Regions from separate parts of the Homo sapiens genome. Here region 2 is linked to region 1. Evidence: chromatin loops called from intact Hi-C (ENCODE). Cell type or tissue: endothelial cell of umbilical vein. All regions are shown on one strand. Each heading gives the region's core, and the rest is flanking DNA. Links, peaks and the distances in the headings are about the cores only.

Region 1 (16,384 bases), core at 2,653-10,652:
AGACTCTCCCTGACGTTTCCCTTAGCCCAGTTTCATCCAGATGGTGATGCCAGAGGGGAGGGAGTGGTAGAGTTGGGGGCTCAGATCTGGGTCCTCATCTTTCTTAGGAATTGCTGGATCCCTCACACTTCTGTGTGTAGGTTCCAGCTCTACATCTTTGGAGGCACTTTCTGTTCCCCAGGAGTACTTAGAGCTACATGTTACTGTACCGTCAAGCTAGGTTCTGAACTTTAGAATGCATTTTTAAAATTAAATACGAAAAACCACCATGGGAGTCAATCATGAGATGAGCACGTGGAAAAATGCAGTTGCTTAGGCAGCAGTGTGACTGCCTTTGATTGGGAGCAGAAAAACAGCCAAATATGTTTTCCATTGATTATAATAAGGCTACACCTAATTTGTCAGAAAATAGCGTATCTCATGAGTGTGGATCTTTTCAACTTTATAGACATTAAAATTCATACCAAATTTTTAAAGAAGGTGATAGGCCCCAATAAAAATAATGACTTAGATTGGGCCTGTAAGCCATAAAGTAATGGGGAGTTGCATAATCATTTAATATAATCAACTTAATTGTATGTGTGTATGCATACATAGATAGATAGAAATAGATATATCTAGATATCTATATAGCTACGTGTTGATATATATACACACATACATATACATATATACATACATACTTATATGTCATATATATGGATATATAAATCTGTATTTTTATATACATTGCATAGCTCAGATTCCCCAAATAATTTCTGACTCTTCATGTTACTAAAATTTGGTTTTACCAGAGGTTATCTTGTGCAAGAAATGGTCAAGAATTTTAACAGGAATTCATTATTCAACCATTAATAGTTGCCATTAGGATGAAGAAAATTGTGTGTGTGTGTGTGTGTGTGTGTGTGTCTGTGTGTGTGTGCAACATTCTATGAAATGACTTTTGCAGTGATGTTCTGTTGAATAACAGAGTGACCTGAATGATAGCAGGACACAGTGTGAACATGAGGGTTCTTCATACGTGAGTTACGTTTAGAAGATAATTCTGTTTGGAAGCCTTTTCTATTTTCAGATCTTATTAAGCCCTGTGAGGTCTCTTAGACTTACTTGTCTGGAATCAACAATGAGTAAGAACAAGAACAAGTGCTAACTCCATGAAAGGCCAAAGTATTTCTCTCCTGAGACAAGTGGCACACACGTGGGTGAGCAGTGCTGTGGAATATGAGGGCGGTCAGTGCAGAACCAGCTGGAGAAATCAGGAAGAGCTGAAGTCAGAGGAGGGCTGAGAGAGCAAGTTTGAATGGACTAGAGTTCTCTTACATATGCTTGAGCCTCACATCAACCCCGTGAAGAAGGGAAAAGCAAAAATTGTCATGTTCATTTCATGAATAGAGAAAAACTCAGAAAAGTCAGAGGATTTATATGCCCAAGGTCACAGCTAATGTATAACAGAGCTGGGATTGGAAACCAAGTCTTCTAACTACAAATGCCTTATTCTTTCCACTTCATCACACTGACTCATATCTATCTGCCAAGTTCCTTCCCACGTTTTAATTTTTTTTAAAGCCATGGAGTAAAAGCTTAGGTATTAATGGTGAATGGGTGACGTACTTCATTTTATAAGGATAAATGTCTTCTTTGGTTGCTAAATTACAATAACAGACTCTAGACATTTTCATAAAAAGTATTTAATAAAAACACCTAAAGAGTTTCTTGTATATCAAAGTTAAATGAAATAGATTAAGTAACAATAAGGAGAGCCTTTGATCAGGCATCATAGCCAAACAAGGCTTGGTAACATTTCTAAGGAAGTGCTAAGTAAATAAAGAGACTTTGTCTTGCTCTAGGAAGGAACACACAATGTCAAAATTTAACCAAAATTGTTCCTGGAGAATAAAGTTTCCATGTCACATTCATGTGATATATTTTGTTTGGGATCTCATGGGATGGAGAGGGGATGGAGAAATAGAAAGACATTTGTGAATTCTTTTTGGCTTGTTTCTTTGTAAAGAAACAAGAGCTAGTGGCTTTAGGAATGGTGGTAGGAAATAGAGTCCTGGGTATAAATGAAAGATGCTGGGTTAGATCCTAACTGGAAACGATTCACCACATTGCTAGCCAGCAGTTATTCAGCAATCTGGATAAAGTGATTTGATGTCTGTTGTCATACTGGGTGAGCAGAAAACTCAAAGGCCTGGTCCTATTAACCAACAGCCAACAACCATTCAGAACAAGGTACATTTTCTTAACTGCTTCCTATACATCAGGCTGTGCCAATCTCTTTACATGGCAGGGACCCACTTAAGACTCCAGAACAACCCTACAAGGGAGTAAGGTTATTTTCTCCATTCCACAGAGGAGCCAACTGAGGCTTAAAACTGGCCTATAATTTTATTTTTTAGTTGATTCAGTTTTTTTCTTACATATAATCTTAATGAGTCTTTGAGGATGTGAAAAAAGGTTTGTTCTCTACCTGAAAAGCTAATTTTAAAATACAAACTAATTTGATGAATTTCCTACCACAGGGTATAAGAATAATTATTGAATCTTAGGAAAGCAGTGAATTCTTCTCTAGAACTCATTTTTAAATAGAGCTAAGATTTTGGGCCAGGGTAAGAATAGTCATGGGATTGGATCACCGGCTCCTTCATGTCCCTTCAAAGACCTGTTTTTCCATGATTCTATAATTTACATTCAGATTAAAATGCAGAGTTGAAAGGTGCTTCTATTTTGTGTTAGTAAACCAACTGAGCTCTTTTCTTGATGACCTCCTATAGGATAAGATTTTGAGAATTGAGGCTGGTTTTGAGGAGAGGTTGGGATGTAGATGTAGAGTGTTGGATGAGAGCAGCTAGGGAATCCAAGGACAGTGTGCAATAGCATGACCAGCACAGGCAGCCAGAGAGAAGCCAGCAATCTACTACTGAGGTCAGGCAAGACCAAACCAACAGGTTCAACATGGCAAATGGGAGGCAGATCCCAGAGTTGTTTGAAGCATCAAAAGAGAGGGAATAAACCATTTTTGGGGTTCCTGTACTTTCACCGGAGGCCAAAGAAGGAGCAGTTGTGGAGCTCAGGTAGCCGAACACATGGTTTTGAACGTGAGCTCCTGGCCGGGCGGAGTGGCTCATGCCTATAATCCCAGCACTTTGGGAGGCCAAGGCGGGCAGATCACGAGGTCAGGAGTTCGAGACCAGCCTGGCCCATATGGTGAAACCCCGTCTCTACTAAAAATACAAAAATTAGCCGGGCTGGTGGCATGCACCTGTAGTCCCAGCTACTCGGGAGGCTGAGGCAGGAGAATCGCTTGAACCCAGGAGGCAGAGTTTGCAGTGAACTGAGATTGCGCCACTGCACTCCAGCCTGGTGACAGAGTGAGACTCCTTCTCAAAGGAAAAAAAAAAAAAGTGAGTTCCTTATTAAAATCATGCCCAACTAATGTAAAATCCTATTGCTTTTTAGTTTTTGAATGTTCTCATAGTCCTCCTAAAATAGTAGTTTTTTGGTTAAAAGAAAAAAGTTGAAGTGATTTAAACTTGCTTTGACCTGGCTTCAGAGAGTTTCAGTAGACCTTACTAGATATCTCGAGACCATTTATACAGTAACCTTAAAGCAATAGTTTTCAGTTTTTTGCTGTTGATGGCTGTAAGCCAAATTTTATTAAGAATATCAACATTCAAAACAATTTTGCTGCTCTGTATGAGGAAAGTTGCAGGATTAAGCATAGTGTCTGCTCTTACCACCCCCAACACCCTCTGAGGCTCCAGGGGCACCTCCTAGGAACCCTTAGAACTCTGGGGAGAATATTTTGGAAACTATTTCCTTGAAGAAAGAAAATCTATCCTGTTGGTAACCTCTGGAAAAATGATTGGAAAATTGTCTGTTACCTTGCCCTTAGAAATTATAGAAAATTGTTTCACATTTCATATGCCCAAAGGTATAATACATGCATAATTATGGATGAACTGTCTTTGCATAAATTTTAAACTATTAAAGCAATTAATGATTAATGACTAGATTAGGGAAGATGCTCAGGCTCTATTAGAATCTCAAGTCCACCAGCCCCTCCTGAAAACAGTAGATTAAAGGGACATTCAGGGAGTATCTTGTTGAGGGTAGAGGACAGTAAGAAAGAAGGATTTCTGGCCTCAGTGATTTTATCATAAGTTCAGGTATGTGATGTTAACTGAGCCAAGTTAAAATAAAAACAGGAGACATTCAAAAATGTTTACATGTAATATTAGGATGAAAAGAGTATCTTAGAAATGGCTGTTCTGCGTACTAACTGCCTCTGAAACTAAATTTGCCTGGGCCCTGTATACAATTGTGGAATTGTAATTGGTAACTTTTTCATAATCTGTATGTATACACATAGGGTGTATCAAAATACAAGCCTATCCATTAAAATAAAAATCAACATATTACAAAGTGTCTACGTATTTTTGAGACACATAATCCACAGGTTGACCATAAACACAAATGTTTCTGTACTCCTTGTATCATAGCCAAATTGTGGGTATTTTGAGAACATTTAGGACAACTCTCTTTTATTTAACTTGAAAATGGTTGGTCGTTCACTTCAGAATTTGCCATCTTTTCTATCTTGTTATGTCAGCCACATCAATACTATTGGCAACGCTTTTAAATCCATCAGTGTGATACCAGATGTGAGTTTTCCTATTTTAAATTTCTGCTTTCTTTCTCATATTATAATGAATATGGCAATATGGTTATATGCAGTATTACTGCCAGTCAAGGGTCTTATTATATACTATTATTACATATAGCAATATTTTATTGATTTATTTATTTTAATTTCAATAGTTTTTGGGAAACAGGTGGTTTTGATTACCTGGATAAGTTCTTTAGTGGTAATTTGTGAGATTTTGGTGCACATGTCACCTGAGCAGTGTACACTGTACCCATATGCAGTCTTTTATTCCTCAGACACACAGCAATATTTTAAAATCTCTAATGCTATCATCATCATGATCACAAAAAAAGATTTCTCAAATGTACTTTAAAAGGCCGCTCTCTGAATAATTTATAAACTCTCTGAGCTTCAGTTTCTTCATAGCTATAAAATGGGGGCTAATAATATCTACCTTCTATAGTTATGATGAGGATCAAATGAAATAAGGTATGTAAAAATGTAGTAAACTCAAAGTACTATAAACATCAATGGTGGAGATATAAAAACAGAAGCACAGGAGATAGCTCAGATGGTAGCCACATGAAAAATACCCCTTTGATTTTCTTGCTGTCCTGGAGTCGTCCTTTATGGTTCATGTTTCTATTCTCTAATGGACATACATGTGTGTGGGATAACTGTGGTTTCCATTTTTTGAATGCAGCTCCATGTCTTCTACATGCTCAGATGAGTAGCTTGGGGAAACACTGCAAATGCATGAAAACTAAAATACAGTTCTACACAAAGCATCCAAAGGTCTACAAGCTTTGTGAAATCAGCATGTTTGGTTCTGACACAAATAGAACCAGCCACAATCTAATTTGTTTTAACTCTTCCCCAAGGAAACACAAGTCATCCCATGAGATTTTTATAAATTGTCTGTTGGCCTTGCTGTCTCTTTCTCTCCTTTCATCTGGCAAAAATAATGTCTTGGTTCACAAAGCAAAACTCGGTTATTGATTTAATGCCAATAATTCTGGCTTCTTATGTTCAAGGTGTTTTCAAGTGATCATGGTAGAATATGCGGGGCTCTTCCTGGGAGGGTACAAAATGGCATGGAGCAGAAAATAGCATGAGCCCAATGTAATATTCCAGATAAATAGAATTTCCAGGCTTTTAAGTATCCTTTAAATTTGTTGAGGGTGACCATGAAGACTGTTATGTGGGGTGACCACAGAAATTTTCAAAAGGAATAAATGGCTAGTTTGATACTTCCATCTGATATCGTCATCTCTGAGCCTATGTTCCTGCCAGGAGAGCTTTCTCCTGCCCTCTCTACCTGACCAACTCCTACTCATACTTTAAGACCCAATTCCAGTTTCACCTGCTAGAACCACATGAACCTAGCATGATCTCTTGCTCCTTAGAATGCCTATCATACCCATGGATATGTACCCAGGGCATTCTCAATCATGGGCTACCTTTAATTGGCATTTTACATTTCATGTGCACATGTCTTAGCTGCTCAGTGAGGCCACAAGCTTCTTGAAGGCTAGAATAGACCATAGTATCCAAGGTTCTATATATAGTTGGTCCTCTGTGTCCACAGATTCCACATCTGTGGATTCAACCAACCACAGATCAAAAATATTCTTAAAAAAAAGAATTGAATGGTTGCACCTGTACCTCACAGACTGTTTTTCTTGTCATTATTCTCTAAACAATGCAGTATAACAATTATTTACATAACATTTACTTTGTATTACATATTATAAGTAATCCACAGATAATTTAAATTATATGGGGGATGTGCCTAGGCTATATGCAAATATAACGCCATTTTATATAAGGGACTTTATATAAGTGACTAGGTTATAGGCAAATATTACACCATTTTATATAAGGGACTTGAGCATCCTCAAATTTGGTATCTGCAGGGGTCCTGGAAGCAATCTCCCACAGATTCTGAAGAACTATATCTGCTATGTGTACAATAAATAGCTTTTAAATTAAAATGGATTGATTTGACAGAAAAATTCAAAGGTTTGGATAACATTTTCCAAGCAGCTGAACATAAAATTTCAATAAAAATTCTGCCATTTGGAATGTCAGAATATGATCTAAAAGCTTGACTTGACTGTTAGAATACAGGGCCTCCAAGGAGGATGAAAGCTGCTTTTGAATAACAGAAGGTCAAAGAAGTAGTTGGTTAATTTTCTTTGGTTTTGGAAAAGGAATTGAAAAACCAGCCTGTTTTGCCTACATATTGAAGGACTGTGGTTCTAACTTCCATGTGCAATATCAAATCCTACCCTTGATTTGGGCATAAGTTGGATTGAGAAACCTCCAAGGCAAACTTTTAAAAATTACTCCCACTCTGGTTCACAATGTCAGAAGAATTAGGAGGCTACACATGAAGCCCCAGATTAATTTTGTTTTTGAGACAGAGTCTCATTCTGTTGCCCAGGCTCGAGTGCAGTGGTGCAATCACAGCTCACTGTAGTCTCGACCTCCTGGGCTTATGTAATCCTCCCATTGCAGCCTCCCAAGTACCAGGGACTATAGGCACGCACCACCATGCCCAGCTAATTTTTAAATTTTTTGTAGAGCCTAGGTTTCACCATGTTGCCCAGGCTGTTCTCAAACTGCTGGGCTCCAGTAATCTTCCCGCTTCAGCCTCCAAAAGTGCTGGGATTACAAGGCATGAACCACTACGCCTGGCCCCCAAATTAGTATTCATGGAAAAATTTAAAAGAGTATTGTACTTATCAAGCAGCTTTGGAAGAGCTTCTAAATACCCATGAGAATTTGCAGACCTTTCAGTGGAGAAGAGCTCTGTTGTGATCTAAGTGATCTAAGCAGCAGACCTGGATGCAGACAGCCTCTGGTTTTTCACAGTGTGAAGTTGGGATTACTCACTCTTCCTGTTATTTTCCGATCCTTTCCTACTTTCTGCTCTGTTTTCTAAAGACTTTCCAGTTTTCACTGTAATCCAACTTATTTCTATTTTGGGGCAAGCATGAGCATGTGTTCAGTTCTCCAATTTGGGAGCATCAGTTAATTTTCAAAATGTGTGTCTTTAGTGCATGATTTGGGAAATTTCTTCTGTGGGCTATTTTTATTGTTCTCCTTTATCAGCTGATGGTATCCCAGAATCTGAGAGTTGGTAAGAGCTGGTTTTGTAACCAATCTTGCACAATCATCTAGCCCTCTGCCTGCCTGTCAGATATCTGAGTCCATGGAAAGAAACTACAGTCATTATATTCAGAATTGTAAGTCCCTCCATATCCAGAAAACTTTCTAATGAACACCTGGCATTCCACAGATTATAGCGTGAGAGTCTTGGAAGAGATTGAACTTCTTCAAGGATTATTTTTTCTTGAACATTAGTTTCTTCCTAACGCATTCCTAAAATTTGATGCTCTTTTATTCTTAAACATTTCCAGGGAAGAAAAATTTACTGCATGCTCTGGCTTGGTTTTAATGCTTGACAACCCTTGAAATCAGAAAGTTACATGAAACCTAGACTTTTGCTGCAGTCTATGCCTGACCTCACTTTTTTGGTCTTAACTGGAGCCTGAATATCAATTACCCATGCATTAGATACAACCCATTTGTATGGAGCTCTAGGGGGTGAAAAATTCTGGCATGGGCCATTCTGTTTGACCTCCTCTCTGGGAATGAAAATGACCTTCTGCTCCTATCTCCTGTGCTGCACCATACGGGCCACCTGCTCTGATCTGTTTTGCCTCCCTGTGTTCCCTGGACACGCACATCTTGCTTGTTCCTCTCTCTGCTCTGTGCATGCTGTGTCCCCATCTGGCATACCCCACATCTTTCTCTCACCACCAGAAGGTAAACTCCAGGAGCCGACAAGCAAGGACTTTGTCTCTTTTGCTCACAGCTGTATCACGAGGTGTGTCACAGCCATATCACTCAGAGCGTATGCCTGGAACCGTGTCAGACATGCCACACACACTGGATAAGTGACATTTAATAATTGATATTCAAATTCTACCCAACATCAAGGCCTTTGCCCAAGGAAATAGAACAGCATAAACCATCATTCATGCAACAAAACTGCTGTCTACACCACCAATGAGTGTCTACAACAAGTCCAATACTGCTCCTATATTTGCAGTGACAAGAAGATGGAGTTGACTCCTCATCCACAGTACATGTTTTTGTTAGGTAAAGAATGAGCTGCCTACAATTGTTGATGAGTGAAAATATTGTGTCTCAATAACACATTAAGTTAATGTCCAATTCCAGACCCAGATCACAATAAGATAATAGATACCATTTATTGAGAGTTTAGTATAGTGTGCCAGGCACTATTCTAAGGGCTTTATAAATCTCAACTCAATAATTCTCTTTACCATTCCATGTGTTAGATATGGTCATTATCCCTATCTTACAAGTAATGATACAGAGGAACAGAGAGATTAAGTAACTTGCCCAAGGTCACACAGTTAGCAGAGCCAGGATTGAGACTTAGGTAGGTCTGGAGCTTTAATTTCTATGCCACGCTACTGTTCTCTTTGCCACATCGCTTGACTTTAGGTCTCGTGTTCCTAACCTCTACTTTCTCCTGATGGGGACCACCTTCCATACTACGGGAATGCGACCTCCCTCTGCTAAACACAAACACTGGCACTAAGATTCGGAAACTCACAGTCAACTGTTTCCTTTCTCAACCCACACTCGGCCTCCTCAAGGCTCGCGTTCTTTAACTACTTTCTGTTATTTATGAACACATCTGTCTCCCCATTACACAACAAGTGACTTTGAGGACAGCAAATGTGACTTACTCATCTCCCCCACTCCCTCCCTCCACATTCCAGAACACGGTACAGTGCTCTGCATATAATAGGAATTTAGTAAGCATTTGTTTAATAAATATGTTTAGGGAATTTTTCCTGTTCTTTTCTTTTAAAGCCAAAACTACTCACAAGGGTTAAAAATGTTAAACCTCATCTGTCACCTCTGAGATGGACTGTAGGGAAAACGAATAAACAGTCCACTCCAGCTGCAGGAACCTAGGCCCCAAGGAGCATCCAGAAAGCCCTCAAACCTGAAGACTAAGCAGTCTGTAACACATGAGGCCATTTATTAAGTCAGCAGTGGCCAGTGAATGAAAGGTTGTATTTTCAGAGAAGAATGAACTATAACTTCAGAAGACAGCTTCCTTTGTGGAGGTCTTAACACAGTAAGCAATATTTTGTGGCTCTTTTGGTAACAGTTCTTATCTGAGAATGTCTGTGGTAGATTAAAGATGGCCACAGATGCTTTGCTACTGTTTCCTTTGAGCAGTAGAATCTAACTCCCCTCTTCTTGATTCTGGGCTGGGCTTAGCGACTTGCTGGACCAATCAAATGCAGAGCAAGTGACACTTCATGGCTTCCACGTCGAAGTCAGAAGAAGCCATTGGCTTCCACCTTGGCCTCTGGGCACACTCACTCTTGAAACCCAGCCATTGTGCTGTGAGGAAGCCCAGGGAGCCATGGAGAGGCCAACACGGAGAGGAATCATGGCCTCTGGGAGACAGCCACAGCTGGGGTCCCAGCCGATAGCCAGCAGGGATTTGCCAGCCATGAGAGTAAATGGTCTTGGAGTGGATCCTCCAGCCCAGCCCAGCTCCGCCAGCTGATGCACCTGGAGCAGAGATGGGCCATCCCACCAAGGCCTTCCCCAGTTCCCGACTCAAAAAAAAAAAAAAAAAAAAAAAAGAAACTGAACAAAATGAAGTCATTTTAAGTCACAAGCTTAAAACAGCAATAATGCTGAAACCAGCACAATGAGAAACAGCCCATCAAAAAGCCCATCAAAAAGCTCTTCACTTTATAGGTGATTTTCCCCAAACATACCCATTGGATTACATATTTGACCTGCCTTTACCTCTTGAGTCGTGGTGTTTTAGAAAGAAACTGTTCACTTCATAGGTCAAAACTATGTCAAAGAGAGACATGGAAAAAAAGAAACCCTGTGGCTCTGCTATTCTAAACTGAAATTGTAAGGGAATTAACATGTGGCAGTCTGCTCTGAAAAAATTCAACACATAATCCCATGATTGATTTAAATCCAGATTTATGATATGAAGAAAATCTAAGCCTTTAACTAGATCAAACAGTTACTAGATCAATTATTTCAAAGAAATGTTAGACCGCTGGTATAAGGCCACCCTGATGATAAAATAGGCAAAATAAAAATAGCTTCCCACCTCTAACCCTCAAAGCCTACCATTAATGGTTGATTCACTTGTCTTTATAAGATCCTCTTTTAAAATGCAAATATTCTGAAGGTTCGTGCATTAACAGTTAATGCAGCCTTCAGTTATTCACAAGCTAGACTGAGTTACAGAATTCCAGTTCACTGTGTAGAGGTGGGGGAAATGGAGTGGTTCTTGGTGAGCAGCTGGTAGCCAGCAAGGGAACATGTCACCTGGGAGGGAGGGGAGAAAGCTTGGGAGGCAGCAAGGTGTGCAAACAGTTAGGTGGGAAGCATCTAAAATTTTCTTCTACTTTGCTGGCTTCCTTTAGGCTGACCAAGCTACTGGGACTTACGAGAGCTTTTGAAAAATACAAGGCTAGAAAGGGTTAAACAAGACAGCCAGCAGTACTGAGTCGTTCCTTCCAATTAATAACTCTGTAGGGTCTTATAGTATTTTGCCTCTTCCCAATTTCACCTCCTTGCTGACCCCTACAACTGGTAGGATCCCCCGCCAGTGCTCTTTGAAATTGAGTTTGCTTGACCTCTTGAGTGACTGTGATTCTCAGCTGAATGGGATATTCCTGTCTTTGTTCTCCCCATGTGGCCTCAAATGCTCCTGGCCTTATAGCTTGTCAGCTCATTATCAGGGTGTTCATAGAACAGTTAGAAACCCTAAAGCAAGATAGTTAAACAGGTATTTTCCTCAGGGCCCACAGAAGCTCTCTGCTACACACTGACTAGGGAAGTCCCCATCACTGGCCATGTCCTTTGAGGACACAGAGGAAAAGTACCCAGTTGCTTTCACATAGTAGTTCACCGAGATTAATATTTACCTGGTTCAAATCCTTTCCTCATTACACTAAAGAGCTTCTGCACAATCAACAGAGTAAACAGTTAACCTACAGAATGGGAGAAAATATTTGCAAACTATGCATCCGACGAGAGCTAATATCCAAAATCTTTAAGAAACTTAGACAAATCAACAAGAAAATAGCAAAGAATCCTATGAAAAAGTGGGCAAAGGATATAAACAGAAACTTCTCAAAAGAAGACACACACATGGCCAACAAACATATGAAAAAATGCTCCACATCACTAGTCATCAGAGCAACGCACATTAAAACCACAAAGAGATACCATCTCATACCAGTCAGAATGGTTATTATTAAAAAGTCAACAAATAATATGTGTTAGAGAGGATGCAGAGAAAAGAGAATGCTTATATACTGTTGGTAGGAATGTAAATTAGTTCAGCCTCTACGGAAAACAGTATGGAGATTTCTCAAAGAACTAAACATAGGACTGCCATTCGACCCAGCAATCCTACTACTGTGTATCTACACAAAGGAAAAAAAAATCATTTTATCAAAAAGACACCTGCATTCAGTGTTTATAACAACACTATTCACAATAGCAAAGTCACGGAATCAACCTAAGTGTCCATCAATGATTGATTGGATAAAGAAAATACGGTGGCCCAGTGTGGTGGCTCACGCCTATAATTCCAGCATTTTAGGAGGCCGAGGAGGGTGGATCACCTGAGGTCAGGAGTTCGAGACCAGCCTGGCCAACATGGTGAAACCCCATCTCTACTAAAAATACGAAAATTAGCTGGGCATGGTGACGGGCACCTGTTATCCCAGCTACTTGGGAGGCTAAGGCAAGAGGATCACTTGAACCTGGGAGGTAGAGGTTACAGTGAGCCAAGATTGCACCATTGCACTCCAGCCTGGGCAACAAGAGCGAAACTCAGTCTCAAAAAATATGTATGTATATATGGTACATATACACAATGGAATACTATGTAGTCATAAAAAGAATGAAATAATGTCCTTTTTAGCAACATGGATGGAACTGGAGGACATTATCCTAAGTGAAATAACTCAGAAACAGAAAATCCAATACTGCATGTTTTCTCTTATAAGTGGAAGCTAAATAATAAGTACCCATGGACACAAAGATGGAAGCAATAGACACTGGGGACTCCAAAGCAGGGAAGAAAGATGGGGGGCAAGGGTCAAAAAATTACTTATCAGGCACTATGTTCACTATTTGGGTGATGAGTTCACTAGAAGCCCAAACCTCACCATTACACAATAGACCTGTGTAATAGACCTGCACATGAAACCCTGAACCTAAAATTAAAAAAAATACTTTCCTCATTGATTGTTTCATTTCTTCATATGGCTAATTAGTCACAGAGAAAAGATTATTCTCCTCTGCTGTGCCCAACCCCATACACTTCATGCAGGTCTTTCTTCAAACGGGGGACCATTATACTGGTGTCCATCTCTTTGAAGAAAAGGAGAGGGAAAATCTGGAGTTTGAGGCTCTGTTTCTTATCATAGTCTTTTTCATCTTTTAATTTTTGTTCAACCTTATCTACTATGGCAGAAACTACCAATACCTGAGTTTTCCTTTTGGAGGCACACAATTAGACATATTTCCCATCCTGTGGCATCTATGTGAGACTACAGAACTGATTCCTATCAACGTGACACATCTCAGGGAGGCAAGGTGTGTTACTTGGAGGGCTAGGTGTGTCTGCTATGCTCTCTCAGTCTTTCTTTATACATCTCATAAATGTAGAGAACTCTGACATACAGTCACAAGTTGACAGATGCCTGGATCCCTGAATGATTGCATGAGCAGAGCTCTACATCGACCACACTGAAATGTGACTTGACCGGGAACTTTTTTATGTTACGTTACATTGTTTGTTTTAGCAATCAAGTCTACCCTGACTCATAATTGCCAGCTTTTTCTCTTCTCCTTTCTTATTCTCTCTGGCCAAATGTTTGCTTGGTACTCTGTTCCTGAGTCATTTCTTGAATCTTCAACTGACTAACTCACCAGAGGCTACTTGTCAATGGCCCTAGCTCTTCAAAGACAGGGCAGGTATACTGTTCACCTTTGCACCTCTATTGTCATTCATGCAGTAGGTTCAATAAATAAATGTGTAAGGTGCTATTCATAAGATGTTGCTAAAATGGGTCCTTCTTCTCGAGGTTCTTACCTCAAATTGAGGAGACAAGATATATACATATGTAAGGTAGTATATGAAAAGTGCCAGTGGTTCATATACACCGTGAAATATTGTGCAGCCATAAAAAAGGATGAGTTCATGTCCTTTGCAGGGACATGGATGCAGCTGGAAACCATCATTCTGAGCAAACTATCACAAGGACAGAAAACCAAACACCTCATGATCTCACTCATAGGTAGGAATTGAACAATGAGAACACTTGGACACAGGGCGGTGAACATCACACACCAGGGCCTGTCGTGGGGTGGGGGTCTAGGGGAGGGATAGCATTAGGAGAAATACCTAATGTAAATGATGAGTTAATGGGTGCAGCAAACCAACGTGGCACATGTATACCTATGTAACTAACCTGCACGTTGTGCACATGTACCCTAGAACTTAAAGTATAATTAAAAAAAAAAAAAGAAAGAAAAGAAAAGAGAAAAGTGCCAATGGTTTGTTCAGAAAATAACTGCAGCTGGGGATCAGAAGAGGAAGCTAATATACAGCCTACTGTAGTTAAGGAAGTGTTCACATCAGGGAGGAGAAGTGAGCTAAGCTTTGAAGGGCAAGTAGGATTCTAAGAGGTGGAGGAGATGGGAGAAATCACAGGAAAAGAGAAAGAGGAGGCATCTCTAGAGTTGCCCAGTGACATAAGCACAATTAAAACTTGGTTGTGCACATCATTCTTCCACAAGTGAGGTCCTAACCCAGTTGACTAATCAATAAAATTATACTTATCTGCTCCTGGCATATTATACTTTCATGTACATCTTTGGAACAGTTCTCCTGATCTCTCCCTATATGAGATATATAAATAAGTGCTCATTATTGATAGTAATTCCTATACTCTATCTGACATAGAGTCAGATTATTATTACCAATAAATCAGAGAGTTTCATCTGGCATTCTCCTCCATTCTGTCTGTCTATCAGTAATTTAAGCTTGCAGTCTCATTGAATATATATTCCTCTGTAATTTCTTCCCATGGCTTAAAACTAATTTTAACAGCCCTTTGCATGTGTAGATACATTTATTTTAAAGGGCTCTCATCCATCTCTCATCATAGGATATGGAGAAGACTGAGGCTATCTCCTGGAGCAGAGACTTTAAGTGCAGATGATATTAGCTGTCTATAACCAAGACAGGGCTGTTGGCTTATTATGGCAGACAGGGTTGGTAGTTCATTGGTAGTTTTCAGATGAAGAATTCACTATAAGTGCTAATAAAGCCAGGCCAAGCTGATCGTTGTCCAGGAAGGAGAATAGACAAGGAGAGAGCTCTCAAGAGGGTCAGTCATCAGGAAAGGAGTGGAGAGAAAGTGTTCTGGGGGTTCCAATATGGACTTAAGAGAAGTCATCTCTGAGAGCCTTGTTTCATGTTTATTTTCAACTAGATCCATCCTTTTCCCATTCCTAGCATTCACGCTCCCATCCCAAATCACTGAAGGGTTTCAGGTCTTGTTATAGGAACTATTTTTTAAAAAGTGTTTTTTTGTTTTGTTTTGTTTTTTGAGAGCGGGTCTCACTCCGTCACCCAGGTTGGAGTGCAGTGGCACAATCTCGGCTCACTGCAACTTCCACCTCCCAGGCTCAAGTGATCCTCCCACCTCAGCCCCCACAGTAGCTGAAACTACAGACATGCGCCACACACCTGGCTAATTTTTGTATTTTTTGTAGAGATGGGGATTCGCTACATTGCCCAGGCAGGTCTCAAACTCCTGAGCTCAAGCATTCCACCTGCCTCGGCCTCCCAAAGTGCTGGGATTACAGGCATGAGCCACCATGCACGGTCTAGGGAACTATATTTGATACAGTTGTGATTGTAGGGAAAAATGAGAGAAATGGAATATTTACCCATAAAGTGTAGTTATAAAATTCCTTTAAATTTTCTATTTTCTTCTCCAATATACTTGGAAGCTCAATATATTAATATTCTAGATGTGCTGAATACCCCCCTCTTCTGTCTCTGAGAACACTTACAGTCCTCGCCATTCATCTGGCCCTCCACAGAGTCTGCCTTAATACTGAGGCTGGCTTTTCCACAAGTGCTTTCTCCTTCCTTAGTAGTTACTCACAGACCACAGTTCTTGGTGGTCACCTGTAGACCTGGTTCTGAAGAAGCAGCATAATTGTTACCTGTTTTTCTTCCCAATAGACTCTGAGCCTCCTTGACGGGAAAGATTTTCCTTCTGGACCTCCATCTCCCTGGTGAAAGAAAGGTGGCACATGGCAAATCTTCAACAAACGTTGGCTGTTTGAATGGATTGGTGAAGGATGAATGGATAAATGAAGTGCAGATCCCTTGCAATTGGAGTCTGTGTTAGGGTCTGTGTTATACCTCCTGTATCCTTGGTACCTGGCACTGTTCCTTGAACAGAGTTTTTAAACCCGTGGATGCTCTTTCAGCATGGAAGTCACTGGAATCAGTATTTAGGGGAAGAGTTATGAGTTGTTCTTTATTTCTCTATTAGTTATAACCAGCTTACTTCCACAAAGAGCTTAAAGAAAAAGAACATT
Region 2 (16,384 bases), core at 4,358-12,357, 53 kb after region 1:
CAGCACGAGAATTACTTGAATCTGGGAGGTAGAAGTTGTAGTGAGTAGAGATCATGCCACCGCACTCCAACTTGGGCAACAGTCTCAAAAAAAAAAAAAAAAAAAAAAAAGAATTGAAGGCAGGGTGTCAAAGAGATATTTGCGCATCCATGTTCATAGCAGAATTATTCACAATAGCCAAATGGTAGAAGCAACCCAAATGTCCATTGATGATGAATGTATATTTAAAATGTGGTATATACCCTCAACTATTATTCAGCCTTAAAAAGAAAGGAAATTCTGACACATGCTACAAAATAGATGAATCATGAAGATATTCCACTGAGTTAAGTAAGCCAGTCATAAAAGGACAAATATTGTATGATTCCACTTCTATGAGGTTTCTAGAATAGTCAAATTCATAGAGAAAGCAGGTAGAATGGTGGTTACCAGAAGCTGGGGGAGGGTGAATGGATCGTCGTTAGAATTCCAGTTTTGTAAGATGAAAACAGTTCTGAAGATTGCTTGCATAGCATTATGAACATACTTAACACTACTGAAATGTACACTTACATGTTAAGATGGTAAATTTTACAAGTGTTTTACCACAAGAAAAAATAAAAATAATTTTGTTTTAAAAAAAGAACATCTAGCTCAAGTTAGACAAATTATCAGGAATTGAAATTAATGTTTGTTTTCAAGAATACATGTATATATAGTCTACATATTCTATATATATTTTACACATATATGTAGAAATAAAAAGACAATTTCAGAGAAAAGACTATTTTCTAAATTGTTAGTGATTGCCAAAGCAGAATTTTAAAAATAATTGTTATTGAAAGAGAAATGTGAAGATTTGAATTTGAATTATGAAATATATACTATTTAAGGCAAGAAGCAGAGGATTATTTTACTGAGGCCCACAGTCCCCCAAGAGAAAATTAAAACAGGTAAGGACTACACAGACATAAAATCAGCCCAATTTTCTTAAGAAAAATTTTTCTTAAGGGGAGATATAAATGTTATTTCTTAGTTTTAAGTGAAGAATAAGAAGCATAAGATTTCACACAATGAGTGCGACTATATAAATCCATACTTTCTCCAGCTTACCATTATGAGTAAAGATGAATAAAGAAAGAAAGAAGAACAGGGAGGCCACACTGAAGGCGGATGACATGGACGCACAGGGCTGGGTAAGTTCTGAAGGGCTGATGGAGCTGTTCCTTAAACCTCTTATCAGAGTTTGGAACTCAGCCAGCACCCTAACCAGCACCCTACCCTCAAATGATAAAGGAAGGTCACAGAGACCTCTGCATTCAAGTATTAGGTGGGAACACCTTATCTTTCCTGGCCTCCCTTCAGGTTCTTTGTGCAGACGGAACATTTATCTTATAAAAACTTTGAAGCAAGAATATGTCTCTTTCTTGCCCCCTCCTCCTGTTTTAAGTGCTGTGGACCAAGATAATTTTCCCTTTTTTGTCTTCCATAATATACTGTTTCCTGGCCTCAAAATGGGAACCACTGATTTGATCAGTGGTTTGAAAAGTGACCTGGTTTCTTTCCAGTGGCTGTAATTACTTCTACATGTCCCGTGTTCAGTGCAATTCGGTGACTTCATAGCGTTTCCAGGGAGGATGGCAGCTGTCAGTCCCATGGCCATCTTAAAGGGTTGTTGTAGAGCGAACTCTGACAGCCCTTTGAGATGGTCACGGGTTGTTGCTTCTGTGATATTGTGCTCTCCCTTACCAGGCCTAAGACCTGTAGGCCCCAGGCTCCTGTTAGAAAGATTTGAATGTTTAACACAAGAGGCTTTTCTGTTCTGAAAAACAGCTTGCCCCTGCCCTGATCCCCTTGATCTTTCTTGTTACACACAGGACTGAACAACCCATGGAAATCATGGAAATCACAGCAGGCAATAAACAACAATACCATCTTGTGTTCATGTAATGTTTGCACATACTGTATAACAGTTGTACCACCTTACTTCATATACAATCTCATTTGAGAACAATAGCAACCCAAGTTTGATAGGGCCAGTGTTATTTCCATTTTATAGATAAAGACTGGAAAGGGAGGCTCAACTAGAGCCAAAAAGTTTCAGAAACTTATCTAAGCCCACCCGCTAAGTTAGTTACAGAGTAAGTGCTACAACTCTGAACCCTTGACTCCAAAGCCAAAGAGAAGCAGGAGCCTAAGAGAATTGTGCATGATTTATCTTGCCGATAAAATAGGAGAGTTCCCTGACTTCCCTCACAGGACATGTGGCAGGGGTGTGGCTCATCTGTTCTATTGCCGCCCCTGCTCAAACCCCTTATGGGAGGAGGAGCATACAGATGGGCAGGTGCAGGAGCTGGGGTGCTGGGCTCCAGCCCCATGGCAGCATCCAGGAGTGGGAGCCTGTGACTCCCAAAGTCCAGATGGAAGTGTGTTACAGTGCGCTCTTTTAGCCTTGCTGTCCACAGACAGCTTAAGTGTTAAGCAGCTCAGTGATCCCTCTGCCTTTTTGCAAGGGCACAGGGCCAGTGTGACAGCTTTCTGTATCCCAAGCTCTTGTTCAGCATCCCAGAAGAATTGGGTCACACAAGGACTTGAAGGATGAATGCAGGGGTTTTATTGAGTGGTGGAAGTGGCTCTCAGTGGGATGGATCGGGAGCTGGAAGGGGGATGGAGTGGAAAGATGATCTTCCCCTGAAATTTGGCCATCCAGCAGCTGATTTCCTCTCCAATCATCCACAGCTAAACTCCTCTTGGCCTTCAGACATGTCTTTTCTTCTCTCTGCTGCACTGTTCTGCTCTTCTGTTCATTTGCTTGTCTCCTTCTCTTCTTCTGGGGTCTGGGCTTTATATAGATACAGGATAGGGGGAATGGTGGGCCAAAAGGCAGGTTTGGGCACAAAAGCAGGAATGCCTGTCCTCATTTGGGGCTGTGGGTATTCAGGCTTGAGGGTGGGGGCTTTGCTGGAGAATCGCCCACTTCTGCCCAGTATTTCCCTGTCTCATGTTCATATAACCAACATTAGAAGAGAGGGACAATATGCATCAGAAAAAAGTTCCGTGTCATTAAAAGACCACTTAGCCACTAGGCCTTAAGACCACCAGGTTTGAGGTTGCAACTATTTTCCCCACTCCACGCTGCATGAAACTGGATATATAGGGTCTTCAGTTGCTATGCCAAGTTTTAGGGGTCCTGTATTGTGCTGAGGAACCAGCACCCAAGATCTGAGCCGGGCCTTTTCAAGCCTCGGCAGACCCATTGGTTTCTGGGTGGCATCTCTCCTTTTTTCTCCTAACAGAGACTCCTTAGTGTTTCCTGGTAATTAGGAAAATGTTGAATGGCTTATGAAGTATTTGGTGGTCAATCATGCCTCATAAAATAGAGTTGCCAGGTTTTGCAAATAAAAATACGAGATGCCCACTTAAATTTAAATTTCAGATAAACTGCAAATAAATTTTTAGTAGGATATGTCCCCAATATTATATTTTATCTTGCAGCCTTACTCAAAGATAAATTAGAACACTAAACAGTTTGAGTTGTCTGGTTATGTTTAAGAGCTGCTATGGAAGCCATCTAATATTCTTGTGATTCTGTCCCCAGGGAATACCTCTTACTTTAAAAATGTTAATTTTTTGTCATCTTAACTCTAATAAGCCATTCTTAAGTTTCAGATAATTACATTGAAATTGAAACTCTGATCTCCTTATGAATTCACATTCCAGCGTGTTAAAGGGTTTCTTCTACATCTGAATTAATTGAATATTGGACAGGAGGAGGCTAGTAAATTCATCAAGAGAAATTTAATTTCTTTGTTTACTTGAAACACCTGAGCCCTTAAGCATGGTGTTCTAAATTCACCTAAAGCAAGATCAAAACTTACAGCAGAAAAGGGGAAAAATGAAACTGTGTATTGATGAGATTAAGATGGACAGAGCTGTATGCTGTTTACACAATTAAATGAGGTATATGTGAACATCTCCATGGTAACACGTCATATGGAGGCATTCAGAGTATGGGGAGATCAAAGGTTTGGTTTAATAGAAGGTTTGCATATGGACATTTTTAAAAATTGAAGAAAATTGTAATGTCTATGACAGAAAGTATGAAGGCTAGTGCATACCCAGAGAAATATACCACTTAATATTTGCTCATCAATTGAAACCCGCATTTTTCTAGAAATGCAAGGTTAAGAAAAGTGCAGGAGGATCCCGGCAAGCTAAAAGAAGTACCCATAAGATCAGAGTTTGGCTTTAAAGCCTGGTGTTTTCTGTCAGGTATGCCTGTCAACTCTAGCTCAATTGTACTCATCCTCACTTTACTGTGGTTCATATGGGCAGCTGTGTTTTCTTGCTTTGTGCCAAGCTCTAACCTTATACGTATTGGAGCTTTACATTCGGGCCCACGTTCACTCCAAGTTAGGAAAATGTAGTGGATATTTATTAGCCACAGCAGAGCTCCACTTCTGGGAAGGGAATCAATGAGTTACTGTAGCCATGGAGATAAAATGCTTTGATTGGGCCATCTCCACAGCCACAGGGAATCATTCATTCATCAAAGTCAACAAATATTCATTGACAGTCCTCTGGGTGCTGGGTGCGGCACTATTCTAGGCACTAGGATGTATCTGTTGTCTAGGGAAAAAAACAAACAAACAAAAATCAAAATCCTGGCCAGCGTGGTGGCTCACATCTGTAATCCTAGCACTTTGGGAGACCAAGGTGGGAGGATAGCTTGAGCCCAGGAGTTTGAGACCAGCCTGGGCAACATGGCAAAACCCCATCTCTACAAAAAGTACAACAAATTAGCCAGGCATGGTGGTCTGCACCTGTAGTCCCAGCTACTCAGGAGGCTGAGGTGGGAGGATTGCTTGAGCCTGGGAGGTTGAGGCTACAGTGAGCCGTGATTGCACCACTGCACTCCAGCCTGAGTGACAGAGTGAGACCCTGTCTGAACAAAAAGAAAAAAAAATCAAAATCCCTGCTCTAATGGGAGGATTACATTCTAGTGCGAGGAGACTGACCATCAAGACTGTTCATTTCTTTATTCCACCACAAATATTTATGAAGCTGCTGTGCACCAGGCACTAGGGAATGTGTATATATATATTTACACTATATATATATATTTTTTTTTATTTTTTGTTTTGTTTTGTTTTCAGACCGAGTCTCGCTCTGTTTCCCAGGCTGGAATACAGTGGTGTGATCTCAGTTCACCGTAACCTCTGCCTTCCAGGTTCAGTGATTCTTGTGCTCATGTCTCAGCCTCCTGAATTGCTGGGATTACAGGCACATGCCACCACACCGGCTAATTTTTATATTTTTAGTAGAGATGGTGTTTCACCATGTTGATCAGGCTCGTCTCAAACTTCTGACCTCAAGTGATCCACCCACCTCACCCTCCGAAAGTGTTTAGATTACGGGCTTGAGCCACCGCGCCCGGCCAACACTAGGGTATATTAATAAGCAAAATAGACAATAATCCTTGCCTTCTGGAGCTTACATTATAGTGGGAGGAGCTAGACAGAAATCTTAGCAAATTAGTATGTCAGAAGACAATAAATGCTATGGAAAAAAATAGAGTAGGATAAGGAGAGACAGCGATTTCTTGGGGGTTGAGGGGTACAATTTAAGTGGGTGGGCAGAGAAGCCTCACTGAGGAGACATAAAGACCCTGGGGGAGTGAGGGGCATCCGACTGTCTGGGTCATAATGGTCCTTTGGTTCAGGAACAGCTATGTAATTCAAGCCAGGCCAACCAACGCCTCTCCCTGGGATTTTTCAACCAAAGCGGACTAGAACCCACCATTTTTTCTCTCCCTTCAGGGAGCTGCAGGGAGGAAGCCGGGGGCTGCTAACAGCCATGCCTCTCCTTCAGGAGAAAATGATGATGGAGGAGAGAAAGAACAGGAGACAGGACATGGACATGGAGGTCCTGGGGGCCTGGAGAGCCGGGTTCATGGGGGCCCGGAGCCCACTCTGCCCCTGTCTCTTCAGCAGTTTGATTATGTGAGCCATTTTCCTTTTTTTGTGTCAGCTAACTCCAGTTGGGTGTCTGTGACTTACAGGCAAAGGGGGAGACCACACAGAAGGGAAAGGGAATTTCCAGCCATTCTGGAGCAGCGTATTTGCTGGAGAAAAGTCACCTGAGGCATCCATTCTCCACAGGCTGGTGCCCCACACAGGGAAAGCTGGGCCCATAGGCCCTGCCCAGAGTCATGCTTCCCAGATGTTTGAATATTTAGGGCTTATACATTTTCAGAAGGAAAAACAAAAAGTAAGTTGGGCTGGCCACTTTTTAATTTCATCCAATGAGGATAAGAGAAAATAAATAATCGGTGATCAACTACTTTCACCACCATTTCACAGGAGATGTGCCATGCTCGAACTCCGAAGGTGGAGGGCATGGTTCAGAATAAAGGATAGCGTTGTGAATGGAATAAAATAATGTGATGAAAGCCCCACTTTATTTTCTTGTCTCCCAAAGGACTGGGGAAAGCGCCTCTGAGAGCAGCCCCCATGAACCACTGCAGTGGGCTCAGAACCATTGCCCTGAAGTGCGTGGTGGGACTCAGAACTTTCAGGAAGACACAGGGCCAAAAGGGCCAGACTCCTCTTTCCAAATCCTGATTAGGTGAAGTTGTTTTATTAGACATTAGATCCCCCAAGCAAAAGGATTTTGTAACTAGCAGAGAATTGCCTTGCCTTGGGGAAAATAGACTATTGCTACACCTTCCATGACTGGAAAGAGAGGAACCCAGTGTCTGCTGACCTGGAATATTTGTTCCCCAAGAATTAGCCTTTGAAGAGCTTGCTCCTCTGCCTGTTTGAGGAAGGCAGTACAATCCTCATGAGCTCTATCCAACCTTTCCTGCCAGTCCCCAGGCCTCAGATGCTCCCTAATAGCCATGCTGTGTTACCGCCTTAGAATTTCCCTTTTCTCTAGGACTGTTGTTTTTCTAAGCATTGCCTTGTACTAGTCCAGATGTTGGTGAAGTTTTTCTGTAAAGGACTGGATAGTAAATGTTTTAGGCTTTGTGGGTCACATGGTCTCTATTGCAACAACTCAGCTCTGCTGCTATTATGCAAAAGCAGCCACAGACAATATGTAAACAAATGGGTGAGGCAGTGTTTCAATAAAACTTTATTTACAAAAACAGATGGAGGGCTAGATTTGACCCACAGGCCACAGTTTGCTGACTCTTACACTTAGCCCGTATTTCAAAATGTGAAGTTTAACCCTCCCTTTCTGTTAAAGACACTGATGATGTTTGTTACCTTTACCCAGGGGTGGAAGGAGGAGGGACTGAGTTGTTCTTTTACTGATACCCTAGGGTCTGTGACTTTCCCTGTATCTTTCTTATTACTAAGACCTTGTGCCACATTTATTCTCTTTTTAAACAGAACCCCAATTTTTTTGTTATGGTGGGTTTATCTTATGAATTTTAAATAATTTCTCAAACCAGGAAATAAATTCAATGTTTTTGTTATGAGTTAAATTTATCCACCCCACCCCACATCAAACTCGTATATTGGATTTTCAACCAAAGCTGACTAACCCCCAATACTGCAGACTGTGATCTTATTTGGAAAAAGGGTTGTTGCAGATGTAATTGGTTAAGTTAAGATGAGGTCCTACTGGAGGAGTAGGGTGGGCCCTAAATAGAAAAGGGAAATTTGAACACAAACACATAGAAATGGGAGCACCACGTGAAGATTGGAGTAATGCTGACACACGCAGAGGAAATGCTCAAAGCTGGGAGAGGTCTAGAACAAACTCAGTCCTGTTCTGGCACCTTCAGAGGGGACAAAGTCCTGACGACACCTAGAGCTCAGACTTCCAGCCTCCAGAACTGTGAGAGAATAAATTTCTGATTTAAGCCACTCAGTATGCGATACGTGGCTATGGAAGCCCTAGCAAACACATATAGTTCTGTTATGAAATGGGCTGACCCAAGGTAGACTAATGATGAATCTTGACTTTCTCAATGGGTACATGTCAGTATCACCAAGATGGAAGGTTGGGCATTTGTGACCTGGGGTTGTAGATTGAAAAAGAGTTGTTGACATATTCCTGGGTTGTTCCAGCTTTAAAGGAGATGCCATTTGGGCCTTCTTGAGAAGAAAGGTTTCATTCTTGAACTCAAGCTCAGAGGCCAGACCACTTGGAAGGGCCTGCCAGCCACAGATATAAAGCTGTACCAGGTCTCCCTGGGAGAATGCAGGGCTGCAGGCCAGCGGGGGCCCCTTCCTTGTGTGTTCTGGTCATCTGGCTTCCATCAGTTCCTCTGCCCTGCTGGCTCAGGCTTTCTTCTTTAATCCTTAAGGTATTTTTTGCATCATTTAAGTGTTTCTGCTTCCTGCTGATACCAAGATACACAGAAGTTGCCCGGAATGTGGTGGAGTGAACTTAAATGTGAGTCACACAATCAAATCTTTTTTTAAAATTGAACAGATTTTTGTCTCTATCCGCTGTATGCATGTGTTCCTCACACCAGCTTTCTGCCCATACCATGGGAAGGAGAGACTCAGAGGGTCCTTCTCTGAAAACATGTACCAGGGACACACCTTTCAGGAATAAAATTCTTCCCTTTCTTTACGCCTCACTGGGCAATGTCCTGGAAACCAACAGAATTCCAAACACCGCTGTCTATTCCAAGATAAGAACACAAATGGCCCTCTGGATAGATAAGCCTGTGGAACTGATGCTTCATTGTCATTCTTCCACTGTACAAATGTCGACTGAACTTCCAACACAGACCCAACTGTTGGCACCACTATTCTGTAAGCATTCCAAAGGGTATGAGAAAAGGGTGTGTTTGCCAACATTTTCATCCCCAGTTGTAAAAGAGGCCCATAGTCCCACAGACGCTCAGCATTGATTCTTTTAGACATCACCTCGACTTAGCACAGTCCACTAGGATCTTCATAAAGGCATGTTTTGCTACAAGTTTAGCATCGTGGTTGCTATCTTATTTTGCTTTGTTAATTTTCCCATCTCCCCTTCTTCGCTTCACCAAGCTCCCTGACTCTGACACCCAACCATCTCAAGGCTTGCATGGAAGTGTGTACAGTTGCCCATTAGTGCTCTCTTGCCAATATGCTTTCTGTACCCCTGGGTCCTGCCCTGGCCATCTTCCCTTCACTAGCAACCTGCCTGAAGTTCACTGCACTTGAGCATCATTAATGGTACTTTATAATATGTTCTTATTCCTCCTTCTTCTCACCTTCCAAATGTCCCAATCCCATGACCCATTTCTGTAGACATCTGCTCCTTGGCAGCTGGGAGAAAGGAGGAGGCACCATAACAGGCAGGATGGGAATGGTTGCCACTGGCTTGGCAATTGAACAAAGATGGCAGCTGGGCTCTCTGTTTGTGTGACTTCACTTGTTCTGTGAACTGAAAGGTCTGGCAGGGTTTGTGTTGCCCACCAAGAGAGTACGAATCACTCCATCCTTTTGTGTTTTATACAGGCTTTCATCAGTGTATACATCACAATTAGACTAAACCAATTACTTATTGTCATGCCTGTCTTCCCTGTTAGGAAATGGCAATGACTTTCATTTTTCCATCAACCTAAAGGCCTTTAAAGGTCTTTGTGCCTGCTAGGTGAAAACTGGAGCAATAGAATGTTAAAGCTTTGAGAACCTCTGATACAACCTTCTCCTGTCATACAAGGAAACTGAGGCTCAGAAAGTTGGCTTGCTCAGCAGAGATGAGGGAATGTCTGCTGGCTTTGAAATCATATTTATCTGTGTTCAAAGCCTTCCTCTTCCGACAGCTGGATGACCTTGTTCAAGACATATCTTTCTTTTTTTTTTTTTTTTTTTTTTTTTTTTTGAGACGGAGTCTTGCTCTGTCACCCAAGCTGGAGCACAGTGGTGCCATCTCAGCTCATTCCAGCCTCCGCCTCCCAGGTTCAAGCGATTCTCCTGCCTCAGCCTCCCGAGTAGCTGGGATTATGGGCGTGCGCCACCATGCCCAGCTAATTTTTTTATTTTTAGTAGATACAGGGTTTCACCATGTTGACCAGGCTGGTCTTAAACTTCTGACCTCAGGTGATCTGCCCGCCTAGGCCTCCCAAAGTGCTAGGATTACAGGCGTGAGCCACTGCGCCCGGCCAAGATATATCTGTCAACCTCTGTTTTCTCATCTGTAGAAAGAGAATACTGCAGTGATAGCCACTTTGAAAGGTTGTTATAAGGAATAAACAAAATAATACCTGTTAAGTGACTAGCACAACTGTTGACACCTTAACGAATGGTAGTTCATTCACTTCCCACCAATCCTCTCCCATCCTGGGTCTATGACTCCCCCATGAATAGTGAAGAGTTCTGTGCTCTTCTCTCTATTTCATGTGGACTTCCTAATATTTAATTGCTTAAGCTAGTGGTGAGAGGTTTTGCTTTGCAGTCAGTATTTTCCAGATGGCACAGGGATTACCAGAAGGGCTACCTCCCAGTGGGCAATGGTAGTTTCCCATGTGCTCTGCACCTAGAATGAAATAACAGGATTTAGGCTGTCATAGAAAACTCAGAATCAAGTACTCCTTGCTGAGTGGCCTTTGAAAATTTTTGTCCATTTGGACATATGGATGGGAAGCAGTACAGGGCAGTGGTTCAGAACATGGACTTCAAGTCAGACAAATATGACCTCAAACCCCATCTCTGCTTTTCATTATGTGGAGTTGGACATGTTACTTAACCTCACTGTGCCTCAATTTATTTATCTGTAAAATGGGAATAACAATAATATCTTCCTTAGAGGTTGTTGTAAAAATTAAATGCAGTAGTATACACAAAGGACCTGGCATTTGGTGGGCACTCTCATGGTGGCTATCATTGGTATTACTATCATCTCCTCTGTTAGAAAGTGGCTCAGGAATCAGTGGCTTGTACTCTAAAACTCAGTGGGAAAAAGTCCCTTTAGGAAAGCTTATCCACTGCTGGTGGGAATGTAAATTAGTTTAGCCATTGTGGAAAGAAGTTTGGTGATTTCTCAAGGAACTTAAAACAGAACTATCATTTGACCCAGCAATCCCATTACTGAGTATACCCAAAGGAATATAAATCATCCTACCCTAAATACGCATTCTGTGTATGTTCATTGCAGTACTATTCACAACAGCAAAGACATGGAATCAACCTAAATGCCCATCAATGGTAGACTAGATAAAGAAAATGTGGTACATATACACCATGGGATACTATGTAGCCATAGAAAAGAATGAGATCATGTCCTCTGCAGTAACATAGATGCAGCTGGGGGCCATTATCCAAAGCAAGCTTACGCAGGAACAGAAAACCAAATACTGCATGTTTTCATTTATAAGTGGGAGTTAAATATTGAGTACACGTGTCACAAAGAAGGGAACAATAGACACCAGGGCTTACTTGAGGGTGGAAGGTAGGAGGAGGGTGAGGATCAAAAAACTATCTATCAGGTACTATGCTTATTACCTGGGTTGATGAACTAATCTGTATACCAAACTCCCCCAACATGCAATTTACCTATATAATCAATCTGCGCATGTACCCCTGAACTTAAAATAAAAGTTAAGGAAACACAAGTTCTTCCATAATGCTCTTAACTATTTGGATTTGTCACTGGTTCAGTGACCCTGAAATTAATATTTTTAAACATCATCTATAATTACTTTGAACTGTGCTGGGTATCATGATTAGAGAGAAATTTGAAACCATGATTTGTGTTCCACAAAATTGTAAAATCCATTTGGACAGAAGATAGAGGATGTTTTACTTGATGGAAGGCTAGACTCTGAGTCAGGAAAACTGGGCTCTACTCTCAACTCTGCCATTAACAAATTATGTGATATTTGGCAAACTGTCATTGGCTTTGCCTCAGTTTTCTCAGCTGTAATGTGAGGTGGTTTGAAAATTTTCCAGCAGGAACAATCATTTGTATATTCGTACAACAGATTAAATTGTTTTTGGGGCTAGAGATACAGAAGTGAGCAAAATAGACAAAGCCCTGCCCTCCTGGGGTTCCAGTGTTGAGACAGAGATAGAACATGCAAGAAAACATCTAGTGTGTCGAATGATGATCAAGGCCACAGAGAAAACGCAGCAGGGAAGGGGGACAGGAAGTACTGGTACAGATTGGGAAGTTGGCTGTCATTTTAAATAGCATGGCCAGAGAATGCCACACAGAGAAGGTAACATTTCATCCAGGCCTTAAAAGGAAGTAAGGAAACCAGCCATGTGGCTGCCTGGGGAAAATGTCTTCCAGGCTGGTGAAACAGTAAACATATGAGAGAGGGGCATGCCTGGCATGGGTGGAGGAACAGCAAAAAGGTGAGTGTGACTAGAGCGAGTGAAGGAGGGGAGAGGAGATGAAGTGAGAGAATGGATGGCAGGGAGGCCCAATCCTTCAGGGCCCGGAGGTCACTGGACAGATCCTGGCTTTTGCTCTATGGGAAATGGCTGCCATTGATGAGTTGAGTAGAGGAGCAACATGGTCTGATTATGATCTAAAGGATCTCTCTGACTACTGGGTAAAGAATAGTCTAAGATGGAACAAAGGCAGAGCAATACTCAAGATGAAGGCTGAGGTGGGAGGGCCACTCAAGCCCAGGAGTTCGAGGCTATAGTGCATTATGATCACATCTGTGAATAGCTGCTGCACCCAAGCCTGCACAGCATGACATGACCCATCTCTATTAAATAAAAAAATAGTCAAGATGAGAAATGATGGTAGCTTGGATCAAGATCCCAGCAGTGAAGGTGGTAAACAGTGGCAAGACTCAAGGTATATGTTGAAGGTAGAGTTGACAGGATTTGCTGTCGGACTGGGAGATAAGAATGAAAAGAAAAATGAATGAAGAACTCTTGGCTTGAGAAACTGCAAGGATGCAGTTGATGTTAAGATGGGAAACAGTGTAGATGCGGCAGGTTTTGGGGGAAGATCAGGAGTTTGATTTTGAGAAAGTTAACATTTCAGATGCCTGTTAGGCACTTCAGTGGGCAGCTGACATATGAGTCTAGAGTCCAGGCAAGAGCTAGATCTGGAAGACGTCAGCTTATAAATGGCATTTACAGCCGTGAGACTGGATGTAAGGCATGGTTGTAGAAACAGAAAAGAAGTCCAAACCCTGCTCCTGAGGTCTCCAGTGATAAGGATCGGGGAGGTGTGGAGAAACCAGCAAAGGTACCTGAGAAGTATTGGCCCAGGAAATACAAGGAAATCCAGGAGAGTGTGATGTCTCAGAAGCCAAGTGTGGAAAGTATTCCAGGAAATCTATAAACCTATGACAAAACAGTCTGAAGAAATGAAGAGATGGCCTTCAGAGATTCATGCGTAGGCATGGATTAGAGTCCATTGTTCCTGAGGTTCCTGAGAGCTTGGGGGCAGGGCTGGTATTAGGCTCAGAACAGGAGGAGGATCTAGGTGGAAGTTGTTTATGCAATTACCTTTCAGCCTTTTCTAAGCAGGTTATACACAAGACTGACAGACTGTAGTTGGGCAATTAAGTAGGACTCAGAGGGTAGGATAGAGTGTTGAAAGAAAAAAATTAACATTTTAGATCAAAATTCATCTCAACTACAAGCTATTAAATGTCTTTCCTGTGTTTCTTTCCATACACTTTTAATTATTTCTTGGTCAGAAACATCCTGTTGGTGAATGCCTAGAAGGGTCAGCCATTCCCCAAATTCTTTTGAAATGCTGAGTTCTAAGTTATGAAAGTTGTTTCTCTTAGAAGGGCATCTGAAGATGAAAGTCAACCTCTCCCCTGCTCAGCAGTGAATTACATTGGCCTCTCTTATTATTCCCTCATTTTTATGAAATGGAGACTCTTTCACAATGTTTAATGGGCTCTTCACATGTTATTTCACGGACCATTAACATAACTGGATAATAGAATTGATGGTTAAAATACCCTACTTATCCCATGTAAGGTGTGAATACGCCACGATTAACCCAGGACAGAAGAGGGCAAGAGCAAAGCCATCCGACACAAAGCAAGAGTGGTTCAGAAGCACAGGAAGTGGGTGCCCTGCCTGCCTGTTTGGGAGAAATAATAATGATCATAATGGCTATCATTTATGTTCTATACTCATCCCCTTTTCCAGTCTGTACACAAATTGTATGAGGCAATATTGTCCCCACTTTTTAAAAAAGTAAATTACTGAGGATCCCCTGGCCGAAGGGGTGTGCTATCAAAGGTGCCTGAATAACGACCTACTGCAGCCTAGCCCAAGTGGCACATCAAACTCACCATCATAGGTGCCCCCCAGAATTCATGTATTGAAGCCCCGACCCCCAGTACTTGATGTGTGGCTGTATTTGGAGGGAAGGCTTTTAAAGAGGTAATGAAGATTAAATGAGGCCATTAGGGTGGGGCCCTAATCCAGTAAGTCCAGTGTCCTTACAAGGAGAGAAAGAGACCCCAGGGATGCGCACACATAGAAGAAAGGCTGTGTGAGGACACAGCAAGAAGGTGGCTCTCTGCAAGCCAAGAAGAGAGGCCTCAGGAGAATGTGACCCTTCCGGCACTTTGATCTTGGACTTCCAGCCTCCAGAATGGTGAGAAAGAAATTTATGTTTAAGCCACCCCAACTGTGGTATTTGCTATAGCAGCCTTAGCATACTAAGATAGGGTGGTATCAGGTCTGCGGTAGACATATTTTGGAGCACTCTTTTTGTGAAATGGACACTCTTATCCTCTACTTAATTAGCGGTGGTGGGGAAGGTGTCATGTTTGTGCCACACGACCCTTGGCTGCCTATAGCTGTGGACCAGGGGTATATGGCAGGCTCCTGGCAATCAGATCTCTGTCCTGGGAGTTTATAATTGGAAGACTGAGAAATGGAGTCAGTTAGACAATGAAGGTCAAGGCAGTGGTGATGCCACAGAGTCCTGAGGCCATGGGGGTCTGTGGGTGAGCAGAAAAACTTGGCCTTCCATTGGAGAGAGCAAGGGATATGTGGAAAGAGAGAGGGACTCTGTAGTCTCAGAATCAGAGAGATGAAAGAGAAGCCACCTGGTGATGTCTGAGTCCTGTGAGACCCTGCTTTGCTTCCTGCCCTTGGATTCTGGGAGCATCTCTGTATCCTTCCAATAAGTCTTCAACTCTGCCTAGTCTGAGTGGATTTCTCTTCCTTGTGATCAAACCGAATCAGACACCAAGCTCAGGCTCTTTCCATGTGTATAGTGTGCTAGGCCCATCTAAGGCAATCCCTCACGGCCCAGCAGCACTCCTGAACATTCAGGATCTTTCTCCTTCAGTACAGCTTTATTAATTCTACAAAAGCATGTTAGATGCTGTGTTGGTCAGGGTTCTCCAGAGAAACAGAACCAGGAGATCATATATACAAAGAGACTGATTTGAAGGAATTGGCTTATGTGATTGTGGGGGTTGGCAAGTCCAAAATCATGAAGGAAGCCAACGACAGGTTGGAATCTCTGAGGCAGGTGGTTTGATGTAAATTAAGGATAGGAGTTGACAAATGTTTTCTGTAAAGGGCCAGACTGTAATTATATTAGTCTCTGTGGGTCATTGTTTCTGTTGCAACCACTTAACTCTGCCATTGTATTGTGAAAGCAACCACAGACATTATGTAACTAAATGGGCATGGCTGTGTTCCAACAAAACTTTATAAATACTGGATTAGGGATTTCACATAATTTTTTAGTGTGTTAAAATATTATTTTAAATCTTTTTGATCATTTAAAACTTAAGAAACTTACTAGCTCACAGGCAGTAGAAAAATAGGGTGGGTAGTTTGGCTCACAGGCTCATAGTTTACTGACCCCTAATTTAGAACAATAATTAAAATATTGCAGTTAAAGAAGATTCACATCAAAACTTCTATGTTGTTCAAAAAGACAATGATTGAGTAAATTGAAGTACAATCACTTCTAAAAATTTTTGCAATTAAAGTAATATAAAGACTATATAGCAATATTGAAATGCTGTGATAAATTGCAAGTGGAAAAAGCAGACTCCAAAATTACGTCTACTCTGATTTTAACTATGTTGCATGAATCTTGAATAAACTATGTGCAAATTATGTATGCACAAGGATTGAAAGGGAAAAATGAAAGCTGTTTGATTTGAATGAAGCTGGGACTGTGGGTAATTTGTTTTTGCTTAAATGGGAGTATCGAGTTTCCTTCTAATTCTCAGGTTCTATGATGCCATTACCATGGACATTTAGTTTAAATAATTTATTAGGCCATCCCCCTTTGCAGATAAGGAAGGAAGAGGACGTAATTTAGATTGGTCAGAGATCAGAGTTTCAAGTAGTGTTCCAGTTAACCATTGCTGAGTAACAAACAACCCTACACTTAGTGGCCTCAAACAACCACCGTTTTATTAAGTTTATGGATTCTGTGGGTGAGAAATTCAATCAGGGCACAGTAGCCATGGCTTGCCTCCACCGTAAGATGT

What was found. Hi-C counts contacts between places; a loop is a spot of excess contacts. Peaks named below come from ENCODE experiments on the same cell type or tissue, not always from the same donor. Only the 100,000 strongest peaks of a DNase experiment are listed, where the experiment ranks them.
Region 2: it touches region 1 in a loop (2.5-fold over the local background); 3 of 110 quality-filtered maps call a loop at or near these places.

Annotation. Positions count from the first base shown.
Region 1 is chr6:15,863,032-15,879,415 of GRCh38, forward strand. No RefSeq gene overlaps it. Among named protein-coding and RNA genes, the nearest start is that of LINC02543, 120 kb to the right of the region's middle. In endothelial cell of umbilical vein, for the core only: no CTCF peak of the experiment used is centred there; a DNase peak (open chromatin) is centred at 7,540; H3K27ac peaks cover 1,267 bases.
Region 2 is chr6:15,914,381-15,930,764 of GRCh38, forward strand. No RefSeq gene overlaps it. Among named protein-coding and RNA genes, the nearest start is that of LINC02543, 72 kb to the right of the region's middle. In endothelial cell of umbilical vein, for the core only: no CTCF peak of the experiment used is centred there; a DNase peak (open chromatin) is centred at 8,241; H3K27ac peaks cover 1,914 bases.